Linked DNA regions of Mus musculus: all the other regions are linked to region 3. The links are chromatin loops, found by intact Hi-C in ENCODE. Cell type or tissue: left cerebral cortex. All regions are shown on one strand.

Region 1 (5,000 bases), 76 kb after region 3:
ATGTAGTAATAATATACATGTGAAATTACCTTTTCAAAGAATTCTGAGAAGTGATTCTATCAATTATAAACTCGCAGATTTTTTTTTTTGATTTTTATAAAATGAATGAATACCCATTTTTAGGTAAGCACTTTGCCGCTGAGCTGTCCCCACTCTTTCCTTCCCCTTTCTTTACTTTTGGAGACAGGCTCTCACTATGTAGCCCTGGCTGACATGGAACGAAATCTATAGACCAGGCTGGCCAGGCATTCACAGAGATCCACCTGCCTCAGCCTCCCCATTGCTGGGATTAAAGGTGTCTGACACCATAACCAGCTTTAGAATATTTATTTTTTATAGCCCACTCATCTAGTATTAAAATTTCAGAATTAGTTACAGCAAGTCTAATATTTTAAAGCAATTTACCATGGAGGAGTATGTCCTTTTTTATTTAAAATCTTCATAATTTAAAACTTCCAAATTTAAAAGCTAACTTTGTGGGTGCTCTATAGTATCACAAGCATATAAAAATTTTTTGAGAATATTTAGCTAAAATTTCAGTAATATTTGTTATTTATCATATAATTTCCATATATAGGAAATTAAAGAAAAAATTCAAGTCTGACAAATCTATAGTATTTGTTACCAAAATGAAATTGTGACTTTGCCACCTGGTTCTCAAATTCAGTCTGTGACCAGTCAGTTTAAAATAAACAAACAGAATGAGTAAAAATAATGGGACAAATTGTTACTGCCACTGTGTTATATATAGTTAGTAGTAGACTAATACCAGTGATTGTTTAGAAGATTTTATATTTGTACAACTAATTGTATCGTACAAAAAGCATTCCTGTTGTATGTTTTTTTACCTGTTGTAAAAAAAAAATAAAAAAATTTTTAAAAAGCTTAGAACAATCCTTACATATTTACAAAATGTGTTTCAACATGCATATTTCACATCTTAAAGAAACATAAAATTCCATCCCAGCCTAAACAGAAACTTCTACAAACAGCATCTCTTCCCTATTCCAATGGTTCAGTCTTCCAGTACCACGTGTTCTACATATACATTGGCAGAATAACTTCTGATCTCGCTCTCCTAATGTAGGATCAAGACACTGTTCATAAGACACTCAAGAAAGTGCTAATGCAATATCACAGACGTATTAAGTTTGTTCTAGCAGCACAAGTATTGAGCTTCCAGCTGTATGGAGCCATGTAGCACTCTCTACAGAGAGGGTCCCGATTGCCAGCAACTTAGCTGTGAGTGCAGGCGCGGAAGGAAGGGTCTTAAAGTGGCGTGAGTTACATTAACCTGAGTATCATAGTAAGTAAACATTTATCCTAATGTCTTTGGGGCGGGAGGGGTTCATAGCAACATTGGGGCTGGTCACAGAAACAGACACTGAGGAAAATGCTCTGGCTCTCCTCTAGCACCAGGGGCGCGGTGGGAAGTCTTTGCTAAGGAGCACGAGGCTACGCTGTCACCTGGTACTCAGCACAGGCAGCTAGGGCTTACGCCTCCCTGACCTTGAGACAGACAACTTGACTCAGAAGATGGGATTGAGTTTAGACTTTCAATGACATCGATCACTCATCACTATTTAGAGTGATGAAAATGCAAAAATTTTTTCCCTCGATTTTCTACCAGTGAAAAAGCCCTCCTGTTAATGTCGTACTGTTCTTTCCAAACAGGTTGAGACAGCTCCCCAGGCCTCCCTGAAGACCGGGTTACAGAAAGGTGAGTTACTCTAAGGTGCTGCTTGGCATTTCCTGATTAAACCAGTCTCTAAGAATAATTCATTTGTGCTTCATGGACTTTTGTCTGTCTCTGTAAATCTTTGTTGCTATTCAGTGTGGAATTTTACCCTCTGTGTGTGTGTGTGTGTGTGTGTGTGTGTGTGTGTGTCTGTCTGTCTGTCTGTCTGTCTGTCTGTCTGTGTGAGAGAGAGAGAGAGAGAGAGGACAGAGAACGAGAGAGTCGAGAGAGAGAGTCTTCTACAGTTGATCCTACTCTGTACTTCCATGTGAAAAGTCTTTCTTGTTTTGATAAATTAGAGAACACCATGTAGACTTGGTATTGTTTCCAGCTTTTCTCCGTAAGATTTTGGGATTTCACTGGCTTATAAACTAGGGATGTGACGAATCCACTTTTTTGGTATTCGACCGAATACCGAATAGTAGCTATTAATGCTTGTCAAAAATGGACTATGGCAAATCAGACAGGACAGCTTGACTGGGAAAAAATGATGCCCCCCCCTTTTCAGTGCTGTACAATCGTTTTGTAAATTGACCCTTAGCGTAACTATGGCTACTAGTAGATGACCATATTATGTAAATCTCTTTGAGATATGCACAAAGTTTAAGAAGCCTTAAACTTATCTATGTGTTTTCTGTGTGCAATCTGAGTATAGTACAAACTCCATAGCATGACTCGTGAAATTTTGGTGAGCTCAAACTGTATTTAGTACCTGTAGTTTACTCTGGGCAAATTGCATTATTTTAAAATAAATAAAATAAAACACCAGCCTGTCTGCACTCTCGGGGAGAAGTCTGCAGCGATGGTCTCCGTGGAGATCCTCAGCAGAACTGAACGCCTCTCGGAGGGAACACTGCTTGGCGGAGCCCCAAGAAAAGACATCGCGATCGATCGCTGCGAGATTAGGAGGCCTGATTGCGTTGTGTTTCCACCATTCCACAGGGTCGGCGGACCGAGGAGCGCAGGGCTCTGTCAGATTCAGTGACAGCTCCGTCTCCGCAGCGAAAGAGGAAACTGTGGACTGAGATTCCTGTACAATTTCATCCCAGAAACTCCAGACTTGGAGTCTCCGTGCAAGAGTTCTTTGTCGGCGGCTCGATAAAGTTCCTTTTGTTTTGATTTTGATTTTGCCAATCATTATTATTGGCATTCTCTGGCCTGGTTTCTTCTTCAAGACTGAACAATTGCTTTAACATTCAGATGATTTCTCTCTATCTTTTTTTTTTTTTTTTTTTTTTTTTTTGTCCGAGCTGGATGGGTACAGCTTAAATCATGGGTCCAGCCTAAAAAACAAACAAACAAACAAACAAACCACCATTTAACTTACCCTGATCAATTCCAACATGGACTGTTTTGTTTTTAAATAAAGCATCATTAATACACATCTGCAGGGTTTTGCCAAATGGCCCAAACTGTATACATTGCAATCATTAAAAGCTCTTATTATTTTTTCTAACATTAGTGCCGTTGTCATGGAGAACAACAGGACAGCTGCTTTCAGCAGTCTGTCATTTTTCTGGCATTTTCAGAAACTCATCGGAATTGGCGGTACCCGTGTTTCCCTTCGCAAGCCTCTCAGTACAGCACTTCTGTTCTTCTGTTAAAACTCCTTGTTAATTCAGTGATCTCTTAGGCCAAGGAAATACTTTGTGGTGGTGTTCTGGTTCCACACACCAGCAATGAAAGAGATAGATTTGTGTCCTTGTGTTCTTGAATCAGCATTAACGTGGGCGGGCACCCTCCTTTGTAGCTGTCAGGAAGCATTCAGTGCAAACTTGTAGGATGGGATGTGCTAAGAAGGTTCCAGTAACCAGAGCAGTCTCCCGAGGCCGCCACCTCCACCACAACACGTGGCTAGACACCAAGCGCTCCCTTCGGCCTGTTACGGATCTTCATGGCCTCAGGAGACCTGTTTCTCCACAGTCTCTTCCGGACTGCACAATTCCACCGTAGCTTGCTGGGCTGATCTAGATGTCTGTCTGTTGTATGGAAAGTTTGGGGGGGGGGGATCTAAAACAAACTGTGGGTGGACATCTTACCCGTCTCCTTGGTTCCTTGGTATTCACCGTGCCTGATCTGCACATGTCATCGCGGCTGTCTCTGTCTAGCCTACCGCATTAGCCCAAGAGATTATTGCTTTGTAACTTTTTGCACTATTGTTTTGGCTGGATTTGTATTACACGCAGTTTTAAAAAAAAAAATTCCACACTCTTCTCTGCCTTTTTTTTCCCAAGTATATATTTCTTCTCTCCCTCACAAAGTCCAGAGGCCTGTCATCTAGCCCTTGGTGATTTCTCGCACTTGAACACTGATTGTCCATTCAGCCCTCAGTAACGTTCCTCCCACATGGCATGATGTGTGTGGACGTGCCACAGCACTTGTTAACGGTCACAATAAATGCCACTCTACTAAGAAAGAACAATTATGAAAATCCAAAATGTATTGGGGGGCTAATAACTGAATTGCAAAATTGGGGGGTTGAAACGGCACTATCCGAGTAGGAATCGAATACAAATCAAAGATTTGTCACATCCCTAATCAAACAAGATGGAGATGTCTCTGCAACCGTATCTGTAAACTACACTGTGTTGGGTTTCATGTCTTCCCCTTACGCAATCAAATGGTTCTCTGAATTGTTCCAAATCAATTGGCTGTCTCTCAGTTTGGCTAGAATGGATGTCTAGAGTGGAACTTGGGCCCTGCTGGGGAAACGGCGACAAGCAGAACTGAACTTAAATGTTTTTATAGAGCAGTTGTGAATGGGATCACTTAATACCGGAAGTCAGAAACTTATCAAGTCCTGGCTTGCAACTTCAGTGCTACAAACAGCTGTGAATTTCCCCCAGTATACTTGAGACGAGTTTGGGGAAAGAAAATACTCACCACCAACAAAAAAAAAAGTTTACAGTGACCCTAAATTCTATTTTAGGATTAATTTCAGTGTGTTATGTTAAGGTGCCAGCGAGATTTCAGATTCCTGTAAGCCCCTAAAGAAAAGGAGTCGCGCCTCAACGGATGTAGAGACGGCTAGTTGCACGTACAGAGACACATCTGACTCCGATTCTAGAGGACTGAGTGACGGGCAGGTGAGTGTGTGCTCGGGTCTGGGCAGACGACTTGTTTGCCAGCCACAGTTAGCATGCTTTCTCGGGAGCATCCGGGGAACGTAAGCGTACTCGTGGTACGATAGCATGTAAGGGGGGATAGCATGTTTGTCATCGCTCACTCTTGGTCACCACAATATTCAGCTTACCTGTCTGTG
Region 2 (5,000 bases), 66 kb after region 3:
AGCACTCCTCCTAACAGCTGTACTTAGGCCTTGCTCAGGCCTTCTCTCCGTCCAGCTTGAAGCTGTGAGAAAAGGCCACACATTTAGCTTGGCATTGCTGTGGCAGCAGTTTTGTTAGATTCCTGTTAGCTTGGGATAGCTTGTTGAGTTTTAGAGAAGAAATTCCATTACTGTGTTGGAAAGGGTAATCAGTGGTATAAGTCAGCCACTAAAGCTCCCTCAGTCCACCCTGGGTTTCCATCGCAGGCAGTTAGGTTTTGGCTTGCAGGTGTCAGAATTCTGGATGACACTGGACTATGTACACGCCTTCCAGCCCACTTCATAACTCAGGGTTTGTGATTTTGATTTAATTGTATCACATGTATGTATATATTAAGGAATTATGTTCTTTCTTCACCATTAGCATAGACATATATAGACATTAAAATATTGGTTAAATATAGTGATGCTTCATGTTTAGAATTGGTTTTAGAAATATCAAGAGTCCTGCATCCATTCTTTCTGCCTGTGGGTTTAACTGATCTCCACAGCGCTAGGTTTTCCAGAACAGCTTAAATTTGTTTCCAGCTGATGTCTCTCCATGTTGTCCTTTTGCTTTCTCCCTTCCCTTCTTCCTCTCACTCCCCACTCCCCTCTTTCTCATTTCCTTTCCTTGCCAGATCCCTTAAGGCTGTTGTGAGTTCCACAATACTGGTGTCAGGACCAAACTTAGTCCCCTAGACATCAGCAGGTGCTCTTAGCCACTGAGCCATCTCTAGCCCCAATGTGATTCTTTTGATAGCAGCATTTGCATATTGTTTGAATGCAAATTGCCTTTATTCTTAGAGCTGGTTTTATTTACTTCTGTATGAAAAATATCCTCAACACCCTAAGGCTATTAAAGACAATTCAAGATAAAACTTTTATCTTTCGGGGCCAGAGAGATGGCTCAGCCCTTAAGAACACTTGCTGTTCTTGTATAGATCTGGGTCTGGTTCCCAGCACCTAAATGGTGACTTACAACCTTCTATAACTCCTGCTCCAGAGGATCCCAGGCTACATCCTAGCTGCTGCAGGTACACATAAGTGCAGGCAAACACTCATAAAGTGAAAATCAATAAATCCTAAAGGACAAATTGATCTTTTGAAAAATAAATAACATTTAAAATTACTCTTATTACATTAAAAAATACCTAAATTAAGATCTAAATTAACTGCACTTATTATCTGTCTGTTCATGTTACCTACTTGATCTCAGTTTGTAATATAAATGGCATATCTCTTTTATCTAACGGTATTCTCATCTCAAGACACAGTGACCTTTCTGCCTTTGCAATAAGCAACCAAATGACAATGGTACATATATATAAAAAAAACTGTTCAGACTAGGAATTACCTTTTTTTTTTTGACAGAAAACAGGGTAATGTGAGTTTATTTATTAAGAATATTTGCCAGGCAGTGGTGGCGCACGCCTCTAATCCCACACTTGGGAGGCAGAGGCAGGTGGATTTCTGAGTTCAAGGCCAGCCTGGTCTACAGAGTGAGTTCCAGGACAGCCAGAGCTACACAGAGAAACCCTGTCTCGAAAAACAAACAAACAAAATACTTATCACCTGGACTTAAGGCAAATTTTTATTTTTCTTTCAAGGGATCTCATTAAAATACATTCTGATAACGACTAATCATAATTGACATTACAAGTTTGAGCAAATTACGGTCACGTTAAGCCATCTGTATAAGCTCATGCTGTTATGTGCCTACTAACTTGTCTTTTTATTCTACCTCATTTTAAAGGGTATTGGTAACAAAACAGAAATAAGTGTCAGGGGGCAAGACAGGCTTATAATCTCTTCACCAAGTCAGAGAAGTGAAAAGCCGGCTCAGAGCGCGTCATCTCCGGAGGCAACATCTGGTTCTGCAGGTGGGTGTGACTGAGGGGCGCCTGGCTCCATCCTCAGGGGTTCCTAAGAAAGTTTCATTGTCAAAGGTAAACGAGGGTGAATGAAGGCAGGCCATAATGACATACTGTGTAAGTATTTCACTGTGAGAGTCCTTGCTCTGTATGCTAACTCTAACTCCAGCCCCGGGCGACTGACGCCCTCTTCTGGTGCACATGTGCACAGACGTACATGGAAGCAGCATATTCAGTATTTGGATTTTAAAAGTAATTCTTTTAGAAGGAAACAAAAGAATTAGAGCTAGAGAGTTGTATTCATAGTTCTTTTCCCTAAATACAAGCACTGTCCCATAATTAAGAGTATAGCTGTAAATTCTATGCTGAGCATGGTGGTGTGCATGGAATCCCAGCTAAAAGAAACCAGCAACATCCCAGCTCGAAAAAAGAAAGGAAAAGAAAAGAAAAAAAAAGAAAAAAGAAAAAAGAAAGGCGTGGGGGTGGGGCGTTACAGCTGTGATTTGTAAGCCTGTGAAATCTTTTATATCTTATATTGAAGGACAGCAGCTTCCTCTGCAGCCTCAGGAGACAGTCTCAACCCTCACCGTTTGCTCCTTTATCTAACTCTGTTGGAGACGGAGTTGTTGTTTGGATGTGTGCAGTGTTAGTGGCTCCTCATCCTTAAAAGAGAAACGTCTGAGGGAGGGAGTCGGCAGCAGAGGCGGGGAGGTCTCTGTGAGTTTGACACCTGTCTTGCCTGCATAGCAAGTTCCAGGTCTGCCAGAGATGGACAAAACAGAATGACAGGAAACAGCAACAACAAAAACAGAGAAAGAAAAATGCCTGTATTTAGAAAGGTTGTACCTTTGGAAGACTTTAAGGCTATGTTTGTATCTAAAGTTGGAATTACTTTTACTTATTTATGTGTGTATGTGTGCACTTGCACACGTGCCACAGCATGCATGTAGATCTCAGGGGACTGCTTGTGGGAGACAGTCTCTTATTTATTTATTTATTTATTTATTTATTATTTTCTTTATATACATTTCAAATGCTATCCCGAAAGTTCCCTATACCCTCCCTCCGCCCTGCTCCCCTACCCACTCACTTCCCCTTCTTGGCCCTGGCATTCCTCTGTACTGGGGCATATAAAGTTTGCAATACCCAGGGGCCTCTGTTCCCAGTGATGACCGACTAGGCCATCTTCTGCTACATATGCAGCTAGAGACACGAGCTCTGGGGGTATTGGTTAATTCATAATGTTGTTCCACCTATAGGGTTGCAGATCCCTTCAGCTCCTTGAGTGCTTTCTCTAGCTTCTCCATTGGGGACCCTGTGATCCATCTTATAGATGACTGTGAGCATCCACTTCTGTATTTGCCAGGCACTTGCATAGCCTCATACGAGACAGCTATAACAGGGTCCCTTCAGCAAAATCTTTCTGGCATATACAATAGTGGGAAACAGTTTTTTAACGTGGGTCCTGGGGATCAAACAAGTCAGATGTGGCAGGGAGCACCCGTATTCACTGAGCCATCTTAGCAGATTGAAGCTATTTTTCTTTCTTTTTTTTCTTTCTTTCTTTCTTTTTTCTTTTTCGACACAGGGTTTCTCTGTGTAGCCCTGGCTGTCCTGGAACTCACTTTGTAGACCAGGCTGGCCTCGAACTCAGAAATCTGCCTGCCTCTGCCTCCCAAGTGCTGGGATTAAAGGCGTGCGCCACCGGCAGCTATTTTTCAAAAAGACTTTAATATGTATCTTAGTTTTAATAGATCATGTGCTACGTTGTTATTCATAATAACAGTACTATGTGAATGATAAAATGAATAATTAATATATATTATTAGAAATAGTATTATATGTTATTTTGATTTCTATAGTCAGTAGAAATAGATCTGTAATCAGTTGGAGAGTCTTCCATGAGCATGCCGGTTCCAAGGCCAGTGTATCCTGCTTAGTAAGACCTTGGGCCAAAATAAAAAGCTATAGTGGGGTGCGAGCCATGTGTGTGGTTTCCTGCCTGTTATCCAGCACTCAGAAGACCAAGCAAGAAGATCACTGTCAGCCAAAGTTAGCTTGGGCTATTTCAGGATAGCCTGGGCTGCAGAGTGAGAACCTGTCTCAACCACTCTCCCATCCCCATAGGCTGGTAGAGTGGTTGTCTGGTATGCACACTGGCCTAAGTTCAATATTTAATTGAACGAGAAAATCTTAATTAGCTTGGTCATTTAGAATCTTATCTTATAAATAAGAGTTTATTTTGTTCTTTAAAAGATTTTGAATGCTAAGAAATGATTTTGTAATTTAGGAAGAAAAAACTTGAACCATTTCTGTTCTGCCATATGTTGGCCACATTGAATAGTCCTGGGACCCAGATTAGTGGATTATTTTTCCCCATACTGACCATCTTAGACACCTGCTAAGCAACCTTTTTTGTCTATTTTTGTTTTGAGACAAGGCCTCTCTTCATAGCCCTGGCTGTCCTGGAACTCACTCTGTAGACCAGGCTAGCCCTGAAGGCAAGATACCTCCTACTTCTGCTTGCCTTGTATGGGATTAAAGGTGTACCACTTCGTCTCTTGATTCATTTCTCTCAGTGCCAGACCCTTCAGGTTTAAGCTTGTGTGTGTATGTGTGTGTGTGTGTGTGTGTGTGTGTGTGTGTGTGGTTTCATAGCGTATGGTAGGAAACGCAGTCTGCCTGGACTCCCCTGCCTTTTGCCACCTCCCACTGCTGCTCCAACCAGCATCGGCTCCCACACCCCAGGCACTGCAGAGACTCCAGATAACTCCTGGACTCGCTGTTGGTGGTTGGTTTGTTTCGGTGTTCTTTTGGTTTGGTTTTGGACGGGATTCTTCCAATGTAGGCCAGGCTAGCTCTGGGTAACAGGACTTAGGTGAGCACTTCATTGAAGCTTACCGGGTTGTTTTTAAAGCCAGCACAGGTGTGCAGACAAAGGGCTGTATAGTTTCTATGTCCTTCTTAGGTTTCTGCCCTCCCAGGCCCCTCCTGTTTCCTCATCTGGGAGTTTTCCACGGCCACAGTTGAGAAGGTCTTAGGAGGCTTTGGCACGTACAGACAGTCTATTGGTAATTTAGGTTTCAGCCTCTCTTCCCCAGGAGTTTG
Region 3 (5,000 bases):
CTGGCCCAGAACTCGTTATGTAGACCAGGCTTGCCTTGAACTCACAGAGATTCATTTGCCTGGTCCTCTAAATTGCTCAGATTTAAATGTGTGCACCACCATGCCTGGCTCGAGCTTTCTTCAACTTTTCTGAGAACTCTGATGATAAAATTATGAGCTGTACAAAATAGAATAAGTTTTGAGGGCTGGGCATGGTAGTGCATGCCTTTTATGCCAGTACTTAATAGACAAGACTGGCAGATCTGTGTGAGCTCAAGGTCACTCTGGTCTACAAAGTGAGTTCCAAGACAGCCAGGGCTACACAGTGGGATCCTGTTTCAAAAGAACTAAAAAAGAAAAGAAAAAAAGAAATGGAGGCCGTTTTTAATCCTAAAAAAAAAAAAAAAAAAAAAAGTATATTTCAACTAACCGAATGGACTACTTAAAATAAGCAAAACTTTTCAGTTTGGCCACTAGGGGTCCCTTTGTGCATGTCAGGCAATTTTCCACTAGGGGTTCTGTTTCACAGTCTGATCATAAAGAATTGAAATTTACAAAACTTAACTCCTCCTTCCCCGCCTTGAGACAGGGTCTCACCATGTAGCCCTGGCTGGCCTGGAACTCACTGTGTAGACCAGGCTAGTCTCGAACTCACTGAGATCCTCCTGGCTCCTGATTAAAGAGCTTATTATGTCCCATAATAAAGAGATTATGTCCCATGCTAAAGCTTCCCTCTCCTTGTTTTCTCGCTCTGATAATTCCAAGCTCTACAGTAATTATTTTAATATTTGTCAAATGCAAAAACATTCTTATCATTTTACAATGAAATATCTTATGGAAAAATTCTTATCCATGAATTATATTCACTTACAAGCAGGTACAGTAAAATGTATTATTTAAAAGCCAGATGAACTATCCCATACCCAGTATTTGAAACATAAAGAAGATTTTTTAATCTGGTCACAAGTTAACAATCCAGTTCTTTTAAGAAGGGTTGGGGGGATAAGAACCCTGATGAGACCCATTTGTTCAAAGCAATGAATACTTTCTCCAGGTTTGTATACTTTATCAGGTTTGACAATTTGGTGTTTAGGATAAATTGAATATATTTTTACCACCATAACCTGGAGAAACCTCTTCTGCTTCTGTCTTGATAAGCTGTTTGCTCGTTTGCTATTGAAAAGAGTAAGCATGGTTTGAACCTCAGAATAGGTTAGATGATGGAAACATAAAGTATTATGTGTGGGTAAATTGGGGAAGGAGGATTTCTGGGTCTAACAAGACTTAACAGATGAACAGTAAAGTGGTCTAAGGAGGTAGCTCATCTGAAAAGGTGCTTGCAGTGCCACTGATGATGGGAGTTCAAGCCCTGTAATACGGTGCAAGTCTGGAGCTAGCTCCCACAAGCACTCCTCTCATATTTGCACACACACAAAATAACACAAAAATCAACACTATTGTTCCTGTGCATGGTGGCACACACTTTAATTATAGCACTTGGCAGGCAGAGGCAGAAATTATATTAGGTTGAGGCCAACCTGGTCTTCACAGGAAGTTGAACAGCCAGGGACCCTGTCTCAAAAAAAAAAAAAAAAAAAAAAAAGACTTTTCAGGGCAATTGTGGTGCATGCCTTTGATCCAAGCACTAGGGAGGCAGGTGGATCTCTGAGTTCAAAGCCAGCCTGGTCTACAAAGGGAATTACTCCAGGACATCCAGGACTGTTACACAGAGAAATTCTGTCTCCAAAAACCAAAATAGAGACCAAACCAAAATAATAATAATAATGATAATATCATCAATGGAATTATTTTCATGATCACTTTTAGTATGAGTGCCCATTAAAATCAGTGAACTGCAGAGATTTTTCTAAAATTCTGAGGAGGTGGGCTGGAGAGATGGATCAATGGTTAAGAGCACTTGTTCTTGCTGAGTGCAAGGGTTTGATTCCTAGCACCCAAGAGGTTGCTCACAACCATCCATAACACCAGTTCCAGTAGATCTGACACCTTTTTTTGACCTTTTCGGGGACATGGCATGCACAAGGCACACAGATATATATGTGAGCAAAACACTGATAAACATAAAAATATAAAATATTAAAAACAGTTCTGAGGCAGGGCAGTGGTGGTGCATGCCTTTAATCCCAGCACTTGGGAGTCAGGGGCAGGTGGATTTCTGAGTTCAAGGCCAGCCTGGTCTACAGAGTGAGTTCCAGGATAGCCAGGGATACACAGAGAAACCCTGTCTCGAAAAGACCAAAACAAAACAAAAAACAAAAAACCCGCCGGGCGTGGTGGCGCATGCCTTAATCCCAGCATTTGGGAGGCAGAGGCAGGCGGATTTCTGAGTTTGAGGCCAGCCTGGTCTACAAAGTGAGTTAGTTCCAGGACAGCCAGGGCTATACAGAGAAACAATGTCTCGAAAAACAAAACAAAAACAACAACAACAACAAAAAAAAAACCAAAAAAAAAAAAAACAAAAAATTCTGAGGTGGTATTTGAAACACATCAGGAAATTTCCTTTAATGGTAGCAAATGTAGTCTCTATGGAGAGGAGGTTGACACTTTTTTTGTTTTGTTTTGTTTGTTTGTTTGTTTTTCGAGACAGGGTTTCACTGTATAGCCCTGGCTGTCCTGGAACTCACTTTGTAGACCAGGCTGGCCTCGAACTCAGAAATCTGCCTCCGGAGTGCTGTGATAAAAGGCGTGCACCACCACGCCCGACTGGAGGTTGACACTTTGTAGTGACAGGGTTCGGTAATTCTCAGAACAGAAAGCAAGAGTGTATCGGTTTCCTCATTTGATGGCTACGTATGTTTCCTTTGTAAGTTCTCGTTTCTGGGTTGGACCTTCTAAGTAATTACCAGGCCCCAAGAAACTACATCTGCACACCCCTTCAAGACTGTTTACCCGGCCCTGTCACTGGATCACTCGTATTTCCTAGAATGGGAAGGGCAAGGGGTTTGCAGAGGACTGCCTCCCTTCCTCTCACTCTCCGGTGATCGCTCTGGGACAAATATCCCCACGTCACTCAGTGCGGAGCTCTGGCCCGGAGCAGCGCAGGGCCGGGGCACGTGACCCGCCCGCAGTCCTCGCTGTGGCCCGCGGCCCGGGATGCAGTCGCGCTGACGTCCTCCCGGCTACCCACAAGCCTCTGTACCCCGGTGCGGGCAGGAAGAGGGCAACCGGGTCCAGTGGCTGCCCGGGAGATCGGGGTGCCTTCTGTTGCTGGACGCGGACTGCCCGGCAACCCCCGGGCACACTGGCGGCTACCGGTCTCTCTCCCGGGGAAGGAGACTGCCCCGGCTCGGGCTGTCGTCCTAACGTGCTGGCCCGTGTCTGGGACGCCGGGGCCAGGGCGCTCTGCTGACAGCTGTCAGGCTGTCAGTGACTCCCGGGCACTCCCCGGTCTGCGTCACCGCGTACCGGTCATCAGGTTCTTCCTAACATCTAGGAATGGTAGCGCAGGGCCACTCGAGTACCATATGGCGTCTAGTACGTGCTGCCGTTTAGTAAGTATTAGCCTCGCAGGCCCGACCTGGCTGCCCCTCCGCACCAGCCCTTCCTGTCCCTCTGCCTCATCGCCTGCGGTCTCGCGTCTGCTCCAGACTCTCGCGCGCCCCTCCTCTCCGCGGCTGACGAGCCTCTTCCTCCTTCGCTCTCAGCGCCGAGCTCCGGACTGCATTTCCCGGCAGGCGCCGCGGCCAGTAGCCAATAGGAGACCTAGGATTTGGCGGCGGCGGCGCCGAACGGGGCGGGGGGGCTTTGTGCGCGGAGGCGGCGGCGGCGGCGGCGACGGCGGCGGGAGCTGGCGGCGCGGAGATCCGGACGGAGGCCGAGACCGGGGCTGGGTTGCCGGGTGTCTGCTGGGAGAGGTGTGCAGCTTTCGATCAGAACCCTGGGACCCTGCTGCCCTTCGGGGCCGCCAGCCTCCGGCTCCTCTCCGGCACCAGCAGCTACGCGGCGACCCCCGTCCGGCCGCCTCCCCTTCGCTCCGCGTCGCCCGCAGCCTTCCGTCTGCCCGCAAAACGAGCCCGGCCGGCCGGGCCGTGGCCGTCCTCAGTGCCGGCCGCCATGGCAGGGGTGCTCGGCGCGGGGGAAATCTAGTCCGAGGATTTCATGCGGCCTAGCTCGGTTCCGTCTCCTGCGCCCGCGGTCCCGGCAGCTGCCGGCAACCCAGCCCCACTTCGGGCCTCGGTGTCTCTCCTGTGATCGCACTGACACGGCAGGGGGGTTAGAATGGAACAAACTGAAGGTAAAGTGCTTGTGTATGTGTGTGTTGCGCGTCAGGGCTGAGGAGGCTCCTTGGGGTGGGGGCGACCTAAGACCCAGGCACCCATAAGGAGTGAGACCCTGGAAGAGAAGGGGCCGCGGATGGCCTGAAAGGGTTCTGGGAAGGAAGAGCAGATGGTAAGGTGGGTGTGGAAGGAATTGGGAGGTGGGGCAGGTAGGCTTGGGATATGATGTAGTGGTGCTGAGCTGGGAATTGGGAGTAGAGGTGGGATGGGGGCGGGGATAAGGATGGAAACGGGGGAGGGGTAGGAAAAGAGAAGAGTTAGATTTGGACATTAGAGACCTAATGCAAATGAGGATAGGTCTGGAATGGAGTGTGGAAACTAGAAGAGTTGGGGGGAAAGGGATAGGGGTGATGGAGAATCGAGGCTTCTTCTGGGAATCAAGGAGAGAAACTAGTGAATCAAAGTGGAGGAAAAGATAAGATTAGGAAATAGGGATGAAAAATGATTGTGTCAGGATGCAAGAGCAGGATAGGAAATAGACGCAGGAAACTGAAAGACATACGATTGGGCTAGGGAAGGACATTAGCTGAGTGTTGGAAAGGATGAGAATTATCGACCAGGCGTCACAGAGTGTGAGGAAAAGGATGGGGATTATTGAAGTGTTAGAAGGGAAAGCCTTTTGTTCCTATGTTTGTGTGTATTCTGTCTTGTATTTCAAGGCTAGAGAAATAGAGAAGCTAGTGGTTATGGGGTTGTGATTGTTGTGAAATGAGGGAGGTGTGG
Region 4 (5,000 bases), 110 kb after region 3:
TGTAGTGATGATAATGGCTTCAAAAGTCAGGGTTCGCTTTATTCCAAGACCTAGTGACATGCCACAGATGCCACTTGGGAATATAGCAATAATGTCAGCAAGAAAAAGCAAGCACATTGCTGCCTTTGGAAATACTTGCACAGGGATATTCCTGCCACCCAAATACCTGTGAATAAATAATAACTATTTACTTCTAGGGTTGAAGGGGGATTTTCCGGTTCTCTTTTCTTTTTGTAGATGTGTGCTCATGCCTGTTAAAGTCAGGTAACAATCAGGATGTTGTTTCTAAGGTGTTTTCATGACTTTAATGCATCTTAGTTAGCAAACTGGGGAGGAAAAGATTTATTTTAGCTTACAGTTGTAGTCCACTATGAAAGGAGTTCAGGGCAAGAACTCAAGGCCTGAACTGAAGCAGAAACCAAGGCTCAGTCAGCTTGCTTTGTTTTAAAGTTCTGGCTGTCTTGAAACTCCCATGTGAGTGCTGGAATTAAAGGTGTTGTCTTAGACAGGGTTTCTATTCCTGCACAAACATCATGACCAAGAAGCAAGTTGGGGAGGAAAGGGTTTATTCAGCTTACATTTCCACATTGCTGTTCATCACCAAAGGAAGTCAGGACTGGAACTCAAGCAGGTCAGGAAGCAGGAGCTGATGCAGAGGCCATGGAGGGATGTTCCTTACTGGCTTGCTTCCCCTGTCTTGCTCAGCCTGCTCTCTTATAGAACCCAAGACTACCCGCCAGGGATGGTCCCACCCACAAGGGGCCTTTCCCCCTTGATCACTAATTGAGAAAATGCCTTACAGTTGGATCTCATGGAGGCATTTCCTCAACTGAAGCTCCTTTCTCTGTAATAACTCCAGCCTGTGTCAAGTTGACACCCAGAAGCAGCCAGTACAGGTGTATGCCACCATGCCTGGCCAGCCTGCTTCCTTAGACCATCCAGGACCACCTGTGAGCTGGTGCTCCCCCATCAGTCACTAACAAGAGAATAATACCTCTGGACTCACCAGGCAATCTGACAGAGGCATTTTCTCATTCAAGGCTCCTCTTCCCAGATAACTCAAGCTCCTGTTGAGTAGACAACAGGCCAACTAGAACAGACCTGCTGTTTGACAGGGTTTCTCACCACCTGAACCTTCTCCAAGCTGGACAGTGAGTGTCACTGTCTCTAGGATTTCACAAAAATATGGTGTGTGCCACCATGCTCAGCCTCTTAGTTTCTATGGATCTGAGCTCAGATCATAACATTGTTAGGCAAATATTCCACTGCACAGCTCTGTGGTGTTTATCTTGTTTTTCATTAAAAAGGATTGTCTGAGAAACTAGGCCTAGGCAGATCCACATGTACACACCGTGTGGCCAGTAAAGTGAGGACATTGCTCATCCCCTTACATGGTTCTTAGCATCACACTCAGGTTACGCACTGAGCCATCCCTTTCCCCCAGTCCTGGGCTTTTGTTGTTGTTAAGGTAAGATCTCATGGGTCCAAGCGAGCCTCGAACTCCACACAAGACGAGACAAGATGAGGGGGACCTGAACTGCTGCTGTCTACACCTCCCCGTGCTGGGGCTATAGACATGTGCCACCACATGCCGTTTGTGTGCTGTTGGGGACTGAGCCCATGGCCTTCCCATGGCCTTACACAAGCCAGGCAAGGATTCTGCTATTGTATTACATTCCTGGCCCTCACAAACACTTTTAGTTAGTTTTCTTGGTTCATACATGTGGTGTTAGGATGTGCATTACAGTGCAGCTGATGTTCCCTGTTACATCCTTCTTTGCAGGGGGAATTTGTAAACGAGTATGTCGGTGAATTAATTGATGAAGAAGAGTGCAGACTCCGAATCAAGCGAGCCCACGAGAACAGTGTAACTAATTTTTATATGTTAACTGTTACCAAGGTAAAATTGCTTTTATTTTTTGGTAAGAAAAAGGGACGTTTTGTGTTCTGTTTGTGATTTTATGTTGACCTCGGTTTCTGTTCCTTTCATTTTTTTTCTAAGTAAACTATGAGGATTTTCAGTAGTTGGTGCTGTTATTATCTCAGGATTACAGAAGGAACCGTCCATAGTCAGGAGACTATGGAGCAAGAGGGAAATGCTAAGAAACAAAGCGACCATGTCTGAGGCAGCTAGAGATCTGGGTTCTTTATTACTGCTGGAGAAATCAACTATAACTGAGTTATTAAATACCTTGAAATTTTTCATTAGCCTAAAGCTCAAAAGTTTTCTCTGTATTTATTAAGCTTAAAAAAAATGACAGGCTGGAGAGATGGCTCAGTAGTTAAGAGCACTGACTGCTCTTCCATAGGTCCTGAGTTCAAGTCCCAGCAACCACTTGGTAGCTCACAGCCACAGCAGTGGGATCTGATGCCCTCTTCTGGTGTGTCTGAGTAGAGTGATGGTGTAATCACATACATAAAATAGATAAAGTCTAAAAAAACAAAAAACCAATGACAAGAGGGTTGGAGAAATGTCTCCATGGCTGGGAGCGTTTGTTGCTTTTACAGAAAACCAGGGTCCGGTTCCGAGCTCCCGAGTACTGGCACACAACAATTTGGAACTTCATTCCCAGAGAACATGACATCTTATTTCTAAAGGCACCAGGGGCGCCCCGTGAGTCACATACATATATGCAGGCAACATACTCATACGTGTAAGACAAGTGACAGGAAAATAATGAATGTTGGCATAAGAACAATGGAAGTAAACTAGTTTAAATAAAACTTTAGCCAGGCACTGTGGCACGCACCTGTACTCTCAGCGTTTGGGAGGTTAAAGCAGGAGGATCATAAGTTTAAGTTAGAGCCAGCCTGGGCTACATAGTTATGATCCTGTCTAAATAAAAGAGAAACAAACACAGAAAAGAAAACAGAGCATCGAAGACCGGTAACTGGTAAATTGATTTGTATTTGCGTGTCTCATGGCAGCCATGATGTCATTTCTTATCATCATCCTTACAGAGGACAGGAAGCCCAGGCCTAGGTGTAGTTCAGTCTTTGTTTAGTACACTACTACACACCAAGGACCAAGACTAGTCCTCCTGTTCCACGTGTTCTGTGATGGTTCTAAAAGAATCAGAATGTCATCTAAGCTGAGGCCATGGCTCCGTGCTGAAGCATGTACTGAAGGCATGTGAGGCTGTGGGTTTGAGCCTCATCTCAAGCAAAAACTTGACAGAAAACCAACAAAAAACAGTAAAAGAGGTTGTGGGCATGGTGGCACACACCTTTAATCCTAGCACTTTTGAGACTGAGGCAGGCAGATCTCTCAGTTCAAGGACAGCCTGGTCTACATAGCATGTTCCACACCAACCAGAGCCACATTGTCAGACACTATCTCAAAAAAGAAAAAAGGAAGATAAACTATATGTAGTTATGTCTTATGTGAAAAGTGTAGCCGGGCATGGTGGCTCACACATTTAATCCCAGCACTTGGGAGGCAGAGGCAGGCGAATTTCTGAGTTCGAGGACAGCCTGCTCTACAGAGTGAGTTCCAGGACAGCCAGGGCTACACAGAGAAACCCTGTCTCGAAAAACCAAAAAAAAAAAAAAAATTAAAAAATAGAAAAGTGTACAGCTTGCACGTGCTACAGGGTAACCTCGACTGCCGGTGTTAGGCTGGAGTCTGCGTCTCGAATCCTCTTACTGAGTTCAGTTCAGTGACAGCGTCCTGTGTGTTCAGGCCTTGGCACGACCTCACTGTTAGAGTCCACACTGACAGACCTAACTGTCTAGTGTTTCCTGCGTAGGTAACCCCTGTGAGAGGACAGACATGAAGGACTGTCACCTCCCGCTCAGAGAGAGTCTCATTGCCCTTCTCTGTCCTCGTGGGTAAACTCGTCCATCCCATAGCAGTTTATCTTCTAGCATAGAGTTCAAGAGAGAAGCTGAGAAGGAACTGCCTGAGCAGTTGGTTACCTGAACCATATAGCTCCGTGCACGATCAAGAATGCCTAAACATGTGACCTGCTGCTGATCCTTATTTATTAGACTACCATCAGCAGTTTCTATGCAGTTTCTAGAAAGAAAGAAAGAAAGAAAGAAAGAAAGAAAGAAAGAAAGAAAGAAAGAAAGAAAGAAAGAAAGAAAGAAAGAAAAGAAAGAAAGAAAAATTTAAAAAACAAAACCCTAAGGTCCTCAAATAGAGAACGTGTTAACTCCACAGAGGAGTGTCTGCAATGTTTTTAGAGCTGACAGTTGGCACACCAGCTGATGATAAATGATCCTGTCTTGGAGTTCCCTAACTGGATGTTTCTAAATGGGCTTGTATCCAGTTTATGTTGAAGCACCCCCCACACACAGACTTTTTTTTCTTTCTGAAGGACCGTATAATTGATGCTGGACCAAAGGGAAATTATTCTCGTTTCATGAACCACAGTTGTAATCCAAACTGTGAGACACAGAAGTGGACTGTAAATGGAGACGTTCGAGTTGGACTATTTGCTCTTTGTGACATTCCTGCAGGTAAAGCGTGACTTGCTGCCGGGGCCCCTCCACGGGGGAAGCCTGTCTTAAAGGCCCAGCCCCTGAGAGTCTATTCAGATCAGACAACTGGGCGTTACTTGCCAATGTGGTAAAACTACATCTAAAGAGAAAACCTGTCCAGCCTTTCTGCAGAAGAGGATGTGGGAGGGTCTGCCACAGTGCAGACACGTCACTTCCCAAAATAGTGCTGTCTGCAGAATAGAACTAGATGGCCTAGCTCTTCTGTGCGTTTAAAGCATACTAGAGGTAATTAACTCATGGAGGCTGGAGAGATGGCTCAGCAGTGGAGAGTCTATACTTGTTTTGCAGAGGGCCGGAGATCAATGCCCAGCGTGCATGTGGAGTGGCTCACGACCATACTGCAGCTGCAAGGGTCAGAGCCCTCCAGCTCCCACGGGCACCCACACACATACACACATACACACATACACACATTCACGTAATTACAAACAGTCCAAGTAAATCCTTTTTTAAGAAAGCAATTTGCTGTCCCCACACCAGCTGGCTTCTTTTTC

What was found. Hi-C counts contacts between places; a loop is a spot of excess contacts. Peaks named below come from ENCODE experiments on the same cell type or tissue, not always from the same donor. Only the 100,000 strongest peaks of a DNase experiment are listed, where the experiment ranks them.
Region 1: a loop joins it to region 3, with 2.2 times the contacts of the local background. A loop is called at or near these places in 5 of 42 quality-filtered maps.
Region 2: it touches region 3 in a loop (2.1-fold over the local background); 5 of 42 quality-filtered maps call a loop at or near these places.
Region 4: a loop joins it to region 3, with 2.9 times the contacts of the local background. A loop is called at or near these places in 3 of 42 quality-filtered maps.

Annotation. Positions count from the first base shown.
Region 1 is chr8:25,674,023-25,679,022 of GRCm38, forward strand. It overlaps Nsd3 (nuclear receptor binding SET domain protein 3), which reads left to right. Exons shown (of 23, transcript NM_001081269.2): 8 at 1,675-1,720; 9 at 4,694-4,824. Among named protein-coding and RNA genes, the nearest start is that of Nsd3, 36 kb to the left of the region's middle. In left cerebral cortex, no CTCF peak of the experiment used is centred here; DNase peaks (open chromatin) are centred at 2,662 and 3,455.
Region 2 is chr8:25,664,256-25,669,255 of GRCm38, forward strand. It overlaps Nsd3 (nuclear receptor binding SET domain protein 3), which reads left to right. Exons shown (of 23, transcript NM_001081269.2): 6 at 1,775-1,901. Among named protein-coding and RNA genes, the nearest start is that of Nsd3, 26 kb to the left of the region's middle. In left cerebral cortex, a CTCF peak has its summit at 2,088 (motif pointing left); DNase peaks (open chromatin) are centred at 2,033 and 4,607.
Region 3 is chr8:25,598,503-25,603,502 of GRCm38, forward strand. It overlaps D830025C05Rik (a long non-coding RNA gene), which reads left to right. Exons shown (of 1, transcript XR_003947362.1): 1 at 1-705. It also overlaps a transcript of Nsd3 not described here. Among named protein-coding and RNA genes, the nearest start is that of Letm2, 3.5 kb to the left of the region's middle. In left cerebral cortex, a CTCF peak has its summit at 465 (motif pointing right); DNase peaks (open chromatin) are centred at 469, 3,073, 3,636 and 4,304; H3K4me3 peaks cover 2,512 bases; H3K27ac peaks cover 2,522 bases.
Region 4 is chr8:25,704,741-25,709,740 of GRCm38, forward strand. It overlaps Nsd3 (nuclear receptor binding SET domain protein 3), which reads left to right. Exons shown (of 23, transcript NM_001081269.2): 19 at 1,784-1,900; 20 at 4,323-4,464. Among named protein-coding and RNA genes, the nearest start is that of Plpp5, 13 kb to the right of the region's middle. In left cerebral cortex, a CTCF peak has its summit at 2,396 (motif pointing left); DNase peaks (open chromatin) are centred at 4,628 and 4,939; H3K27ac peaks cover 1,157 bases.